2 separate regions of the Homo sapiens genome follow, and region 1 is linked to region 2. Evidence: read pairs that join two places in POLR2A ChIA-PET (ENCODE). Cell type or tissue: OCI-LY7. All regions are shown on one strand. Each heading gives the region's core, and the rest is flanking DNA. Links, peaks and the distances in the headings are about the cores only.

What was found. ChIA-PET counts read pairs that join two places held together with the same protein. Peaks named below come from ENCODE experiments on the same cell type or tissue, not always from the same donor. Only the 100,000 strongest peaks of a DNase experiment are listed, where the experiment ranks them.
Region 1: POLR2A ChIA-PET joins it to region 2 with 5 read pairs; 2 of 35 experiments call an interaction of 5 or more read pairs at or near these places.

Annotation. Positions count from the first base shown.
Region 1 is chr16:49,573,752-49,576,555 of GRCh38, reverse strand. The region is part of intron 5 of ZNF423 (zinc finger protein 423); the gene reads left to right. Among named protein-coding and RNA genes, the nearest start is that of LINC02179, 110 kb to the right of the region's middle. In OCI-LY7, for the core only: no CTCF peak of the experiment used is centred there; a DNase peak (open chromatin) is centred at 1,035; H3K27ac peaks cover 922 bases.
Region 2 is chr16:49,505,414-49,508,217 of GRCh38, reverse strand. All of the region lies in intron 7 of ZNF423 (zinc finger protein 423), which reads left to right. Among named protein-coding and RNA genes, the nearest start is that of LINC02179, 41 kb to the right of the region's middle. In OCI-LY7, for the core only: no CTCF peak of the experiment used is centred there; no DNase peak of the experiment used is centred there.

The DNA of each region.
Region 1 (2,804 bases), core at 34-2,533, 69 kb before region 2:
GCAGTGGCCTGAGTCTACAAGTCTGTGAAAGAGTGCCTGCCTCCAGGTAGTGTCCACGAGTGGCATGGTGGCCTCCGTTTTTATTGGTAGTGAATGTAGTTGCATTGGGGCTAACACTCAATAGACTTGACTCTGTCAAGGTTCAGGGCACCTGGCAGTGCCCAGCCCAGCTACTGCTCTTGCCTGCACCCCTGCCTCTGCCCCTGCCCCCACCACGAGTTCACCTGGCACCATGAGCTCCCTTGGACAGCAGCTGGCCAGGCACCCCAGTCAGCTGCCTGAGCACAGGGACCACAGCCACGGTTGCTGTTCCCAGTGTTCCCAGTGTCTATCTTGGTATACAGTAAGTGGTCAATGCGGGCAGCAGGAAATATGATGAGGGCCAAAGGGATTTGTCTGGTTCTGGCAATTTCCTCCAGAGAGCAAAGGAAACTTCTGGTTCCATGTCTGGGTATGGAGTTTGAGAAACGGGATGAACAGGGTAAGATGAGAACACTGACCTTTGAAATAGCCCTGCCCCTCTGTCTCTCCCAGGAGTCAGGAGCACTATCTGGGGTGATCAGGAGAGAGCCAGGGGAGAAAAAGGACCCCACCCTAAGACAGAGTTTGGCCTTTGCTTCTCCCAGCCTGCACTCAGTCTCTGATCTAACCACCCTGGAGGGCAGCCCGTGCCTCCTTCAGGCTCCTCCAAGTGTGGGCCAGTGACCTACACCATCTGCAGTGTCTCAGAGTGTGCGAGAAGTACCAAAGGCCAGGCCTCACCTGGTCCTGCCAAACAAGAATCCGTGTTTTTAAAAGAGCTCCAGGTGATTTGCATGCTCAGTCAAGTTTGAGAAGGGCTGGCTTGGAAGTCGGGACACCCAGGGCAAATGCTGCCGGAGGTAGCACGGTGCCCTCCAGCCTGGCCTCTGTCGAAGCCCCACCCACTGCTAGCCATACAGCTTGGGGATGTGGCCTGTCCTGGTTTCATTTCCTCCTAGGCACAGTCGGGCCTATCTCCCTGTGCTGCTGAACGAGGACTGGGGCAGCCACTCCTAACACATGCTCTGCACTTAGCTCACAGCCCGGGTGTTGTGAATGCTGGCCGGATGTGATGTTAGAGGCCTGAAGAACCTAGAGAGTGAAGGGGCTGCGGCAAGTAGGAGGGGAAACTGCTGATCTGAGAAGCTAGTTTTGCGTTGGGCTTGTTTAGTGGAGCTTAAATTAGGAGCTAAATACCCGCCAGGACTCCCCGTGGAATTATTACATGAAATGGCAGGGAGACGGGGAGCCAGAGTTAATGCTGGTGATAGCAGTTTTTTTTAAATCTAAAAAAAATGTGTTGAAAGCAAGTGAAACCCCTGGTGATCGCAAATGAATTGCCTAAGTTCTCTTAGCATATCCACTTTCCTGAGTGATGCCTGGGTTCGCGTGAATGAGCCACTTTCTTCTCATTACGAAGGTGCAGTGTGGCTCCTGCAATGACTCCTGGTTCCGGCTGGCAGTCTGGTATGGGCCCGACCCCTCGATCCGCCTGTGGAAGCTGCATCCTTGGTGGTGGCAGGAGGGGCTCCATGGGCAGGGCCGGGCATCTGGGCCTTCTAGCAGTTTAAATGCCTCCGATTAGCAAGTCGGGTGGGAAGAGGTGCTAAAAAGAATCCTTCCCACCTCCTCCGCTGGCATGTTTTGAAGGGAGTTCAGTTATGAGACTATTAAAATGTTATTTTGATAATTAAGCCCACAGCTGTTCTGAGGGCAGCAGGGGCAGGCAGCACACAGGCAGCAGAAGGCCTGGTGCTCTCCCAGGCTCCAGGAGAGAGGGAAAGCAGGAGGGAGCAGGGCAGGGCGAGGTGGGATGCACGACCTGGAGTGCAGCTGGCTGTAGGCGGAGAGTGCCCCTGTCATTGGGTTCAAGGATGCCTTTGAATGACAGGAGGCAACAGTGGCTCCAGCAGGCTTCCAGTCTTAGGTATGGCAAGCTGTCCCCCACATGGGGATACCTACTAGGTTTCACCAAGACTCTCAGAGCAGGGGTCACTAGATCAGTGGTTCTCCAAGTAGAGTCCAAGGACCAGCAGCATCAGCATCAGCAGCAGCATCACCTGAGAGCTTGCTAGAAATGCAAATTCCCAGCCCCACATACAACTGCTGAATCAGAAACTCTGGGTGAGGACTGGCAATCAGTGTTTTGTCTTTTTAGAGACAGGATCTTGCTCTGTCACTGGAGTGCTGTGGTGCTATCATAGCTCACTGCAGCCTCAAACTCCTGGCTCAAGTGATCCTCGTGCCTCAGCTTCCTGATTAGCTGGGACCACAGGCATGTACCACCATGCATGGCTAATTTTTAAAATTTTGTGTAGACAGCGGGTCCCACTATGTGGCCCAGGCTGGTCTTGAACTCCTGACCTCAAGCAGTCCTCCCGCCTCAGCCTCCCAAAGAGCTGGGATTACAGGTGTGAACCATTGCACCCAGCCTGTAATCTTTGTTTTAAAAGACTCTCCAGCTGATTCTGATTCACTAAAGTTTGAGAACCACTTTCCTTAAAGATCACCTGGCAAATGGGGCTCAGCCGTGCAGTGATTCCTTAGAGATTGGTACGGCTTGCTGTGAGGTATGGATGAAGGCGTGGGGATGATCAGCAGGCTCACCACATGTACGCATCCCTGATCTAGTCCTATTCCTTCATTGAACTGGATAGCAAAGAGAAGCCCAGAGAGGGGAAGGGGCTTGTCTAAGGTCATTCAGCACATCAGAGCAAAACTGGAATTGGTAATCAGCTGGGTCTCTTGATTCCAGATCTTTCTGTTGGACTATCTTTCTGAAT
Region 2 (2,804 bases), core at 270-2,769:
AGAATTTCCATCATCATAAAGAGTCATTTAGCTAGTGCTTTTTGAGTGCCCGGCATTGTTCTTAGCACTGGTAGGCATAAAAACATTTGATCCTCACAATGCCTCTAATATGAAGACAAGCAAAATGAGGCACAGAGAGGTCAACTAACCCCCCAAGGCCTCAGAGCTGGTTAATGCTGGACCCAGGCCACCAGCCCCGGCTTCTGTCCTCTTCACCACCACACTAAATGGCTGGATTTATTGATTTTTCTATAAATCAGGCCTGGCAGCCCCTGGCCGACATTTCTGTGTGACCCCTTTGGATACTGGGATGTGCTTCCTGGTTCAACACAGCCCACAACTGGCCTTCCTTACCTGGCTTATTACCAACTTGCACTGTGAGTTTGTAACCCCGTTGAAACACTTCACAGTTTGCAATTATTATCTCATTGGTGCCTCTGCAACCATTGCTGCCTCTGCAACATTCTAGGGGCCACTAGAAATGCTCTTGACTCTCACCATTTTGTAGACTTGAATACAGGCTTGGGACCTGGGCATTAAAGTAGGATACTGGCAGAGAGAAGTGGGGCTTGTGGTGGGAGTTGTGGAATGTGTTCTACTCATTTGGGTTTGAGTGTTTGAGCGGAGGAGGCAAGTGAGGCTCTCTGCTTCCTGCACAGTGACCAGTTTCCCAGCTGAGGCCACACCTGGAGGTATAGTCTAGACAGCTGCAGCCCTGACCTGTGGCGCCATCTTTGTTTCCTCATCTTTGCCTCAGAAGCTGCCACATCAAAAATGTGGTATTGGCCAGGCGTGGTGGCTCACACCTGTAATCCCAGTGCTTTGGGAGGCTGAGGCAGGAGAATGGCTTGAGGTCAAGAGTTTGAGACCAGGCTGGACAACATAATGAGACCCCGTATCTACCAAAAAAAAAATGTGGGATCATCCATGTTTTTTAGTTGACAGAGATGACAAAGCCCTGTGGTTAGTATTAGTTATGACCCTATTAAGTGTCCATACAGCATTTTACATGTTATAAAACCTTTTACATATGTTATCTAACTTGAAGCTTCTAACAAGGCAATGAGGTAGATATTATTAGTCTTACTTTTCAGGTGAGTGAAGGAGTGCTTAGAGAAGCGAGTGACTTGGCTAGGGTCAGAAAGACAGTAATTAGCCAAGGCAAGATTTGATCTCCAAAGCCCATTGTCTTCTCATCAACTCATCAACGTTTACCGTCCTACCCAGTTATTTATTCATGCACTCCTCTTCCTCCCACCATTCATCCATTCATCTACACATTTATCCATCCACCCACCAATCCATCTACTCATCCATCCACTCACCAATCCATCTACTCATCCATCCACTCACCAATCCATCCACCCATCCATCCATCCATGCATCCATCCTCTCATCCATCCTCCAGCCACCCATCCACTCATCCATCAATCCATCTGTCTATCAATCTATCACCTACCCATTCGTCCACCTACCCATCTCTCCACCTATCCATCCACTCACCAATCTGTCCACTGATCCTTCCATCTATCTATCCACCCACCTTTCCATCCATCCATACATCTGTCCATCACCTACACACCATTTCATCTATCCATCCATCCATCTATTCATTCATCTACCCATCAATCTGTCATCCACCCACTCCTCCACCTACCCACCTATCTATCCACCCACCTTTCCATCCATCCATACATCTGTCCATCACCTACACACCATTTCATCTATCCATCCATCCATCTATTCATTCATCTACCCATCAATCTGTCATCCACCCACTCCTCCACCTACCCACCTATCTATCCACCCATCCACCCACTCACCAATTCATCCACTATCCATCTTCCACCTACCTATTCCTCCATCTACCCATCCATCCATCTGTCCATCATCCGTCTACCATCCATTCCCCCATACCCATCTACCCACCTATCCATCATTTATCCATCCATCCATCATCTACCATCCATCTCCCTATCCATCCAGCTACACGTTCTTTCACCATCATCACCCTCCAGTATTGAGTGTGAGGTACGTGTCAAGAACCACACAGCTTTTCGGATGCCTTCTTCGTGTGCTCTTAATTTCACACTTCACTCTTACCTATCCCTCTCCTTACTTTAAAACTGTGCATATACCTACACACACATACACACACACACGAAAGCACACACCCCTCTGGTGAGATGAGTGGGATGGGACAGACTGGCGATATAGATAATTCTTGGTTTGCATTATGAAAACCAGTGACTTCTGCCTGGTGATAGAAGTGGGGGGCACAGGGCAGACCCACTTGATCATTGTGGGGCAGGTATCTGGGCAGTGACAATGTGCCCACTGTTTGGTTGGAGGCTGGGTATGTATGAGAGGGCAGACGAGGCATTTGAGGCCAGGCCACAGCATTCTTCAGCCTCATCAGTGGGACCAGCTTCCAAAGAGTGGGCAGCCCATGGAGCCCTGCCTTTCTGGGTGACGGGATCACCCTTTGCTGGGTGCCAGGTTGGACCCCCTCTCTGGACTGGCAAGGATGTACACCTACGTGTTTCCCAAGAACCGTCACAATCATAAAGTGTAATCGGTCTCAGCTGCAGTTTTGATCACTGGTGCGTGCACACAATTTATCACAGCAAATTAGGTCCATCCTTACAAGCTTCTGCCCTGCAGCCTGGGGGTCTGTCAGCAAGGGGGCTGGGCCATGAGGGGCTGGGGGCCATTCTTGGGGGTTGATGGGCCATGTTTTCTGAGGAGGCCCCCTCAGAATATCCGCCAGAACAGTTCTTAGTCTGTAGGACTTAATTTTCTAG